Regions from separate parts of the Homo sapiens genome. Here region 2 is linked to region 1. A link is an interaction called in ENCODE POLR2A ChIA-PET data of the cell type or tissue named here. Cell type or tissue: PC-9. All regions are shown on one strand. Links, peaks and the distances in the headings refer to the core of each region. The heading gives the core; the rest is flanking DNA. Region 1 has its middle 14 kb from the start of TGOLN2. Region 2 overlaps USP39 (ubiquitin specific peptidase 39).

Region 1 (5,374 bases), core at 224-5,223:
CAGTTCAGCTGGGCAGAGCCGCTCTTGCCTATAATCCCAATGCTTTGAGAGGCTGAGGCAGGAAGATGACTTGAGGCCAGGAGTTCAGGACTAGCCTGGGCAACATAGCAAGACCTGATCTCTTTAAAAAAAAAAAAAAAAGCAACTAGCTGGGGATGGTGGCACACAAGCCTGTAGTCCCAGCTTCTCAGGAGGCTGAGGCAGGAGGATTGCTTGAGCTCAGGAGCTCAAGACTGCAGTGAGTTATGATTGTGCCACTGCATTCCAGCCTTCTCAACAGAGTAAGACTCTGCCTCAAACAAAAAAGGTATACAATTCAGGCTGGGTGCGATGGCTCACACCTGTAATCCTAGCACTTTGGGAGGCCGAGGCGGGTGGATCACCTGAGGTCAGGAGTTCGAGACCAGCCTGGCCAACATGGCGAAACCCCGTCTCTACTAAAAATACAAAAATTAGCCAGGCATGATGGTGCGCACCTGTAATCCCAGCTACTTGGGAGGCTGAGACAGGAGAATCGCTTAAACCCGGGAGGTGGAGGTTGCAGTGAGCCGAGACAGCGCCATTGCACTCCAGCCTGGGCAACAGAGCAAAACTTCATCTCAGAAAAGAAAAAAAAGTAGACAATTCATTGGCTGTATGTTCAGAGTTGTGCACCTATCACCAGTCAATTTTAGAAAGTTTTTGTCAGTCCCAAAGGAAGCCCCATATCCTTTGAAAATCACTCCACATTTTGCCCATCTCCCCCAGCCCTAGGCAACCACTAATCTACTTTCTGTCTCCAAACTTGTCTATTCTAGACATTTCATATACAGTCATGCATCGCTTAGCAACTGAGACAACGTTCTCACAAATGCGTCGTTGGGCAATTTTATTGTGTGAACATCATAGAGTGTAGTTAGAAAAACCTAGATGGTGTACACACCTAGGCTATATGGTATAGCCTATTGCTCCTAGGCTACAAGCCTGTACAGCATATGCTACTGTACTGAATACTGTAGGTGACTGTGACACAGTGGTGAGTGTTTATGTATCTAAACATAGAAAAGGTGGCTGGGCGTGGTGGCTCACGCCTGTAATCCCAGCACTTTGGGAGGCCGAGGCAGGTGGATCACTTGAGGTCAGGCAGGTGGATCACTTGAGGTCAGGAGTTCGAGACCAACCTGGCCAACATGTTGAAACCCCATCTCTACTAAAAATACAAAAATTAGCCAGGTGTGTGGCACATGCCTGTAATCCCAGCTACTTAGGAGGCTGAGGCACAAGAATCACTTGAACCCGGGAGGCAGAGTTTGCAGTAAGCCGAAAGCGCACCACTGCACTCCACCCTGGGCGACAGAGTGAGACTCTTTCTCAAAAAAAACAGAAACAAAACATAGAAAAGGTGCAGTAAAATCTGGTGTAAAAGATAAAAGATGGGCCGGGTGCAGTGGCTCAAGCCTGTAATCCCAGCACTTTGGGAGGCCGAGCAGGGTGGATCACCTGAGGTCAGGAGTTAGCGACCAGCCTGGCCAACATGATGAAACCCCGTCTCTACTAAAAATACAAAAAGTAACTGGGCGTGGTGGTGGGCGCCTGTAATCCCAGCTACTCAGGTGGCTGAGGCAGGAGAATTGCTTGAACCCAGGAGGCAGAGGTTGCGGTGAGCCGAGATCGCACCGTTGCACTCCAGCCTGGGCAACAAGATCAAAATTCTGTCTTGGGGAAAAAAAAAACAAAAAACAAGATAAAAGATGGCATAGCTGTATAGGGCATTTCCCAGGCATGGAGCTTGCAGGACTGGCAGCTGCTCTGGGTGCGTCAGTGAGTGGTGAGTAACCATGACGCTGTACACTTAGGCAACACTAGGTTTATAAAGAAATATTCTTCTTTCTTCAAGAATAAATTAACCTTAGTTTAACTTTTTTACTTTATCAACTTAAACACTTTTTGACTCTTGTAATAACACTTAGCTTAAAACGCAAATACACTGTACAGCTGCACAAAGATATTTTCTTTATATCCTTATTCTATGAGCTTTTTTCTAATTAAAGTCTTTTTTGGGGCTGGGTGCAGTAGCTTATGCCTGCTAATCTCAGCATTTTGGGAGGCCAAGGTGGGCAGATCACTTGAGATCAAGAGTTTGAGACCATGACCTCAAAACCCCAACTCTACTAAAAATATAAAAATTAGCCGGACACGGTGGCGGGCGCCTGTAATCCCAGCTACTAGGGAGGTTGAGGCAGGAGAATCTCTTGAACCCGGGAGGCGGAGGTTGCAGTGAGCTGAGATCATGCCACTGTACTCCAGCCTGGGCAGCAATGCGAGACTCCCTCTCAAAGAAAACAAAAACAAAAACATTTTTTTTTTTACTTCTTAAACTTTTTTGTTTAAAACAATAAAAATATAGCAAATACATAAACCAGTAACATAGTCATTTCGTTCATTAAAAAGTACTATAGGCCAGGCGCGGTGGTTCACGCCTGTAATCCCAACACATTGGGAGGCCGAGACGGGCAGATCACCTGAGGTCAGGAGTTCGAGACCAGCCTGGCCAACATGGTGAAACCTCTCTACTAAAAATACAAAACTTACCCGGGCATGGTGGCGGCCGCCTGTAGTCCCAGCTACTCGGGAGGCTGAGGCCAGAGAATCGCTTGAAGCCAGGAGGTGGAGGTTGCAGTGAGCCGAGATTGTGCCATTGCAACCCAGCCTGAGAGACAAGATCAAAACTCTGTCTCAAAAAAAAAAAATACTGCACATAATTCTGTGTGATAGACTTCTTTGTATGACTGGCAGTGCAGTGGGTGGCTCCACCAATGCCAGCCTCTCCTTCCCCTGCCCCATGTGGCTGGGTCTGCAGCCTGCTCGGCCTCCCCTCTCTCAGACCGGGGGAGCTGAGGGGGTGAGGTAGAGACGGCCCAGGGGCAGAGCAGGGGGGTCGGGCTTGGTGCACAGGCAGACTCTGCCTTTGCTACTTCCTGCCTCTCTCTCTGTGACCCTGACCTCCCTTCTCCCCTGTCCCAGGACCTCTGGGAACTGACACTGTCCTGGCCAGGCCCCAGCATCTCACCCAGGCAGCCCAGCTAGAGCCATCTGTCCCTCTTGCCCTCCATCTGTGTTCCTGTGTCTCTTCCTCCTGAACACAACCTGAGGGCCTCACAAATATTTAGTTACATGAACGAAGCAGGCCGGGCACGGTGACTCACGCCTTCAATCCCAGCACTTTGGGAGGACGAGGCAGGCAGATCACTTGAGGTCAGGAGTTTGAAAATAGCCTGGCCAACGTGGTGAAACCCCATCTCTACCGAAAATACAAACATTAGTGGGTGTGGTGGTACATGCCTGTAATCCCAGCTACTTGGGAGGCTGAGGCAGGAGAATCGCTTGAGCACGGGAGGCGGTTGCAGTGAACAGAGATCGCGCAACTGCATGCCAGCCTGGGCGACGGAGCAAGACTCCATCTAAAAATAAATAAATTTTTTAAAAAATGGAAAAAGCAGAGGAGCCAGGGACCCGGCATCCCTCTGGCACGGGAATGGGAAGACAGCAGAAGAATCTGTGGGGGCAGTTTCCGGAACACCGGTCTCAGGTCATCTGCTGAGGAGTGGGGAAGCCCAGCTGTTTAGGTCTGGGGAACATCAGGTGCCCCACAGTGGCTGTGGCCTCTGCCATAGTGTAGTTCTTCCCTCCTCCCTCCAGCTGAGTCCTGAGATGCCAAGTACCAGTCAGGCTGCCTGCCTTTGCTCACATGCATTGGCATCCCTCTGGAGGCCTTGTGTTCTGATGTCACACTAAGAATCATGCATGTTCACTCACTCCGTGACTGCATAAAAGTTCATCCTGAAATCAGGCTGGTAATGAGCTGCTGTTCATGTGTGGTCTTCATGGGGGGAACCCAGTCATGTGCTCCACACTTCAAGACACGAAGGGGAAGATGGGAGGCAGTAAGCTTGACCTTCCTGCAGGTGCTGAGCCAGCTCATGGGGGCTGAGGACCAGGGCTGGGCTTTACCTGCCTCTGAAGGGGCTTGGAGCAGAGGCAGGGGAGGTGGAAGAATAGGAACCTGGGGCAGTGTCCTTCCCAGGCAGGAGGACACAGAAGAGCAGGCCCCTGCCAACATCAAGTTGAAACAGCTGTAAAAGTGGCCTGGGCACAAAGCTGGCAACTGAAGATAAGGCTCAGGACACAGCGAGCGGTCACCCTGAGGCTCTCCTGGGAGCAGGGAGTGGCTGTCTCCGGCCATGGTCCACAAAGGCACCAACCACTCCCCTTTGCAGGTGTGAAGCAGCAGCTGGGGACAGTTCAGCCCGGCTTAGGCATGACCTCTGTTTTCATCTGCCTGCGAGGCACCAAGGAGGACCTGCATCTGCCGTCCACCAACTACTATGTTTACTATGACACGGACATGGACCAGGCGTAAGGTGCACGTGTGTGTGTGGCCCGTGCCTCCCTGCTTGACTCAGAGAACGAGCAGAAGTTATGGAATGGGAGGAAGTAGGCAATTTCCAATTTGCACCTGGAAGTTTGTCACACCAAGGCTGTGGCTCAGCTTCACCCCTGTGGGGAGTCCCTAGGGACGAGCAGTCCTTGCAGTGGTTCTGGGGTTTTGAGGACAAAAGCCTGGAGATCGCACCACACTCTTGTCACACGCAGGATGGAGCGCTACATCTCCATGCCCAGGGAAGAGGCTGCGGAACACATCCCTCTTCTCTTCTTCGCTTTCCCATCAGCCAAGGATCCGACCTGGGAGGACCGATTCCCACGGGGGGCTGCACGTCCTGGGTGAGGGGGTGGAGGGAGGGGCCGGGCAGTAGTAATATCAGCTCTGATCCCCAGGCCGGTCCACCATGATCATGCTCATACCCAGCACCTACGAGTGGTTTGAGGAGTGGCAGGTGGAACTGAAGGGAAAGTAGGGCAGTGACTATGAGACCTTCAAAAACTTCTTTGTGGAAGCCTCTATGTCAGTGGTCCTGAAACTGTTCCCACAGCTGGAGGGGAAGGTAGGGGGTAAAGTATTTGGGGTGGTGACGGACCTCATGGTGCTATTTCTGCCCTTTCCTTGAGACAGGGGAATTGGGCCCCAAGACATGAGCCCCAGGGAAGGACAGGGCACCCAACCCCGGAGTCAGTGAATGGGAAAGAGTGGAAGAGGGAGGGGAGCCAGGATCTCACATGCCTGCCCCACCCTTTCTGCCCTCAGGTGGAGAGTGTGACTGCAGGATCCCCACTCACCAACCAGTTCTGGCTGCTCCCCGAGGTGTCTGCTACAGGGCTGACCATGACCTGGGCCGCCTGCACCCTCGTGTGATGGCCTTGAAGGCCCAGAGCCCCATCACCAACCTCTGACAGGTATACTCACTGCCCCATGTTGTCAGGACCTGAGACCCTGGGC
Region 2 (5,374 bases), core at 270-5,269, 320 kb after region 1:
GTTGAGGAAGATATACTATAGTCTTTGAGATTTTAATTGCGTGAGCAAAGAGGAACTAAATAGAAGCAAATCTTCGTTGAAGAGAAAGTAGTCATTATCTGGCTGGGCGCAGTGGCTCATGCCTGTAATCCCAGTACTTTGGGAGGCTGAGGCGGGAGGATCACTTGAGGTCAAGAGTTCGAGACCGGCCTGGCCAACATGGTGAAGCCCCGTCTCTACTAAAAATACAAAAATTAGCTGGGCATGGTAGCAGGCACCTGTAATCCCAGCTACTCAGGAGACTGAGGTGGGAGAATCGCTTGAACCCAGGAGGCGGAGGTTGCAGTGAGCTGAGATCATGCCACTGCACTCCAGCCTGGGCGACAGAGTGAGACTCTGTCTCAAAAAAAAAAGTAGCCACTATCCCTGAAATGTCTGAGTGGCAGGTTCCGTAGACAGCATTTTCATGGAATATTGTCAATCTGCTTTCAGAACCCCTTGTTCTGTATGCCTTTTCAGTCTGGGTGCTAGTCACTTTCCTAAAAGACAGGAATCTTCATGAGCTGCAGAAGGGAAGAAGGAAGTTTGAGCTCACTCTGGAGAAAAGTGGATGTTAAAAGGTCATATTCATTTGTTTTGGTCATCACTGAGTGATGCGATACAGTCCTGGTATGAATCAGAGAGCCTATGGAGAGAGTCAAGATCGGAGGAGTGAGAGCTTGACCTTGAGGAGTGCCAGCATTTAATGATAAGATAGAGGAGGATGCACGGCAGTTGGGATGGGATGGCATGGCCAGAGAGGAAGGGGGAGAACCAGGAATGCCAACCAGTGCATGGTTTAAGTTAACTCTAATGCCACTTAGCTTCAACGTTTTCCACCCTTCCTTTTTTTCCAGGAGATGGCGTTGACTTTCTGTCTTGGTTTCTGAATGCTCTGCACTCAGCTCTGGGGGGCACAAAGAAGAAAAAGAAGAGTAAGTCATTTACTTATAAAAAGGAGTTATTTTGTTCCCTTTTAAAAAACTTTGCGGTCGGTCGCAATGGCTCATGCCTATAATCCCAGCTCTTTGAGAGGCCGAGGTGGGTGGATTACCTGAGGTCAGGAGTTTGAGACCGGCCTGGCCAACATGGCGAAACCCCATCTCTACCAAAAATACAAAAGTTATTCAGGTGTGGTGGGATGTGCCTGTAGTCCCAGCGACTTGGGAGGCTGAGGCAACTTCCCATTCTTTTGTTAACTGTTTATCTGGGGTAGGCTAGTATCTATGTTATAGATAAACTACATGTTCTTTCTGAATAGGCCCCTCTCCATAGTTTTTGCTAGAATATGGTTATAGTCCCAATGATATTTTATTATATATATATTTTGAGACAGAGTCTTGCTCTGTCACCTAGGCTATGCAGTGGCACGGTCTCAGCTCACTGTAGCCTCCATCTCCCAGGTTCAAGCAGTTCTTCTCCCTCAGTCTCCCAAGGGTAGCTGGGATTACAGGCACCCACTACCACGCCCAGCTGATTTTTGTATTTTTAGTAGAGATGGGATTTCTCCATGTTGGCCAGGCTGGTCTCAAACTCCTGACCTCAGGTGATCTGCCCAAAGTGCTAGGATTATAGATGTGATGGTGTCTTGATGTGGGATTGTGGCCTGTTGCTTTTCCCACTGGATGGCCCTGCCCTCTCTACCAGGTGTCTTCAGCCTGTGTTAACCCTCTGAGCTCTCTAACTTGCGTCTTGGCAGGGTTCTAGAACTTGGTTGTGCTTTCTCTCTTGTTGCTTTGATCCTGTTCTGGCCCATCTCTTAGTCTGTCATTGTCCTCTTGTCTTCATTACAGTTTGGACATTGTCTCCCTTTGAAAGTAGCTTATGGTTATGGGAAGTTCCTTGGCTGTACCTTGTTTTGCTTGTGAATTTTTTTGTAATTCATGTATCACCATTCCTTCATTTTGAACACATTTACCTTTTCTTTTATGGACCAGGCCCTGTGATGGAGGATAAAAAGTTGTCTTAAGAGAAATAAAGTAATTATTTACACAAATAATTATAAAGGTACCCTGGTGGTATATAGTACAAAAGGAAACTTCTGTGTTTAGTGAGAGCTCTGTGTCTTTTGCTGGAAGATGCTGGTTTATTTCAGAAATTTAGAAGCTGGAAATATACTTCAGACATGTTTTCCATCCTCACGGAATTTGTCTCTTGCTTCCTGTTTGTGCAGCTATTGTGACTGATGTTTTCCAGGGGTCCATGAGGATCTTCACTAAAAAGCTTCCCCATCCTGATCTGGTGAGTTAATTGAGCCTGGGTCTTGGACTGATTCATATTGCTTGAGGGGACGTAGGGGAGATGAAGAGATGCTCAGAGAACTGACAAGCCTGCTTGCCCTGTGAAGAGGTTCAACAAAGCACCTGCCTAGTGGCAGCTCTGCCTGGTCCCTGTCATACTAGTGCACTTTTTCAGTTTGGGAGTTAGTGGTTGGATGTACTGTGCTGGTTTAAGTGTTCTGGCCACTAGGTGGTGCTGCTGTGTTTTTTCAGAAAGCTCAGCTAAGCTTTCTTTTTGTTTTTCTTAGTCTCCCTCTGTCGCCAAGGCTGGAGTTGCAGTGGCGCCATCTCAGCTCACTGCAACCTCTACCTCCTGGGTTCAAGCGATTCTCCTGCCTTAGCCTCCTGAGTGGCTGTGATTACAGGCGCTTGCCACCACGCCCAGCTAATTTTGTATTTTTAGTTGTGACGGGGCTTCACCATGTTGGTCCAGGCTGGTCTCGAACTCCTGACCTCAGGTGATCTACCTGCCTCGGCCTCCCAAAGTGCTGGGATTACAGGCGTGAGTCACCGTGCCTGGCCCTCAGCTAAGCTTCCTAGATGGTCTTAGAGCTTTTCTTTTTTGAGATGGAGTTTTGCTCTTGTTGACCAGTCTGGAGTGCAATGGCATGATCTCAGCTCACTGCAACCTCCACCTCCCAGGTTCAAACCATTCTCCTGCCTCAGCCTCCGAAGTAGCTGGGATTACAGGCATGCGCCACTATGCCTGGCTAATTTTTCTATTTTTAGTAGAGAAGAGGTTTTACCATGTTGGTCAGGATGGTCTCAAACTCCTGACCTTAGGTGATCCACCTCCCTTGGCCTCCCAAAGTGCTGGGATTACAGACATGAGCCACCGTGCTCGGCCCACTTTCTTTTTTTAATGGATTTTTTTTCCTTTTTGAGACAAGATCTCTGTCACTCAGGCTGAGTGTGGTGGCGTGATTATGGTTCACTGCAACCTCAACCTCCCTTGCTGAAGTGATCCTCCCACCTCAACCTCCCCAGAAACTGGGACCATAGATACACACCACCACACCGGGCTAATTTTTATTTTTATTTTTGTTTAATTTAATTAATTAATTAATTTATTTATTTTATTGAGACGGAGTTTCACTCTTGTTGCCCAGGCTGGAGTGCAATGGCACTATCTCGGCTCACCGCAACCTCCGCCTCCCGAGTTCAGGTGATTCTCCTGCCTCAGCCTCCCGAGTAGCTAGGATTACAGGCGCCACCACCACGCCCGGCTTATTTTGTATTTTTAGTAGAGACGGGGTTTCTCCGTGTTGGTCACGTTGGTCTTGGACTCCTGACCTCAGGTGATCTACCTGCCTCGGCCTCCCAAAGTGCTGGGATTACAGGTGTGAGCCATCATGCCCGGCCAATTTTTTTTTTTTTTTGTAGAGATGGAGTCTCACTGTGTTGCCCAGGCTGGTCTGGAAGTCCTGGACTCAAGCAGTCCTCTCACCTTTGTTCCCAAAGTGTTGAGATTACAGCCGTGAGCCATCACACTTGGCCTCAGGGCTTTTTAGATAGTCTGGTATATAAGCAAAATATCTTTAAAGAAGGAAACCTGTTGGTTCTTAAGTTAATCTAACCAGGTGGTGCATGCCAAACTGCCCAATCTCTCGGGCACTTCTCTTTGTTCTTTCAGATGAAGGAAATGTCGGCGTGGTAAAACATCGGTTCTGTGTTGGTTCCTATACCCGTCACACTCCTTTCCTCTCTTTTCTTCTCATTCATTTCTAGCCAGCAGAAGAAAAAGAGCAGTTGCTCCATAATGACGAGTACCAGGAGACAATGGTGGAGTCCACTTTTATGTACCTGACGCTGGACCTTCCTACTGCCCCCCTCTACAAGGACGAGAAGGAGCAGCTCATCATTCCCCAAGTGCCACTCTTCAACATCCTGGCTAAGTTCAATGGCATCACTGAGAAGGTAGCCCATTAACACACCTGCCCTGCCTATACTTACCCTCGCTCTCTCGACTTTTTCATTTTCTTTTTTTTTTTTTTTTCAAGACAGAGTTTTGCTCTTGTCGCCCAGGCTGGAGTGCAGTGGCGTGATTTCGGCTGACTGCAATCTCTACCTCCCAGTTTCAAGCGATTCTCCTGCCTCAGCCTTCCTAGTAGCTGGGATTACAGACATCCGCCACCATGACTGGCTAATTTTTTATATTTTTAGTAGAGACAGCATGTTGGCCAGGTTGGTCTCGAACTCTTGACCTCAAGTGATCAGCCTGCCTCGCCTCCCAAAGTGCTGGGATTACAGGCGTGGGCCACCACACCTGGCCCATTTTCATTTTATATGTAAGAATCACCACATGTATGTGACGTATTTATTATAAATTATATTGACTTTATTGAGCCTCCCAGACTCGTTGGTATTTCTCACTGGTCACCCCCAACTCTTAACTTATAGTGCCCCTTTTTATTATTTTTTGAGACAGGGTCTAGCTTTATCACCTAGTCTGGGTGATCATGGTGGCGTGATCATGGCTCACTGCAGCCTCAAACTCCTGGGCTCAAGTGATCCTCTCACCTCAGCATCCTAAGTAGCTGGGACTAGACACACTCCACCACATCCAACTAAGTATTTTTGTAGAGAGAGTGCTCACTTTGTTGCCCAGGCCATTCTTTAACTCCTGGCCTCAAGGGATCCTCCCACCTCGACCTCCCAAAGTGTTGGGATTACAGATGTGAACCACTGCCCAACCACAGTGCCCCCTCTTGTACTTCTCATATATCCTGTTTTCAGCTTTCTGCCTGCCTCTGGGGTAGTATAGAGAAAGGAAGGTCATTTAGGAGAGGAGAAACTCCAAAAAGTGGGGAGACATACTTTTTTTTTTTTTTTGAGATGGAGTCTCACTCTGTTGCCTAGGCTGGAGTGCAGTGGTGTGATCTCAGCTCACTGCAACCTCCACCTCCCGGGTTCAAGCGATTCTTCTGCCTCAGCCTCCCGAGTAGCTGGGACTACAGGTACATGCCACCATGCCCAGCTAATGTTTGTATTTTTAGTAGAGATGCGGTTTCACCCTGTTGGCCAGGCTGGTCTCGATCTCCTGGCCTCAAGTGATCTGCCTGCCTCAGCCTCTCAAA

Evidence for each region. ChIA-PET counts read pairs that join two places held together with the same protein. Peaks named below come from ENCODE experiments on the same cell type or tissue, not always from the same donor. Only the 100,000 strongest peaks of a DNase experiment are listed, where the experiment ranks them.
Region 2: POLR2A ChIA-PET joins it to region 1 with 11 read pairs; 6 of 35 experiments call an interaction of 5 or more read pairs at or near these places.

The regions. Positions count from the first base shown.
Region 1 is chr2:85,310,816-85,316,189 of GRCh38, forward strand. No RefSeq gene overlaps it. Among named protein-coding and RNA genes, the nearest start is that of TGOLN2, 14 kb to the right of the region's middle. RefSeq lists an enhancer at 2,570-3,070. In PC-9, for the core only: no CTCF peak of the experiment used is centred there; no DNase peak of the experiment used is centred there; H3K27ac peaks cover 329 bases.
Region 2 is chr2:85,635,178-85,640,551 of GRCh38, forward strand. It overlaps USP39 (ubiquitin specific peptidase 39), which reads left to right. Exons shown (of 13, transcript NM_006590.4): 7 at 876-953; 8 at 2,192-2,259; 9 at 4,026-4,214. Among named protein-coding and RNA genes, the nearest start is that of USP39, 22 kb to the left of the region's middle. In PC-9, for the core only: CTCF peaks have their summits at 2,487 (motif pointing right) and 2,690; a DNase peak (open chromatin) is centred at 2,484.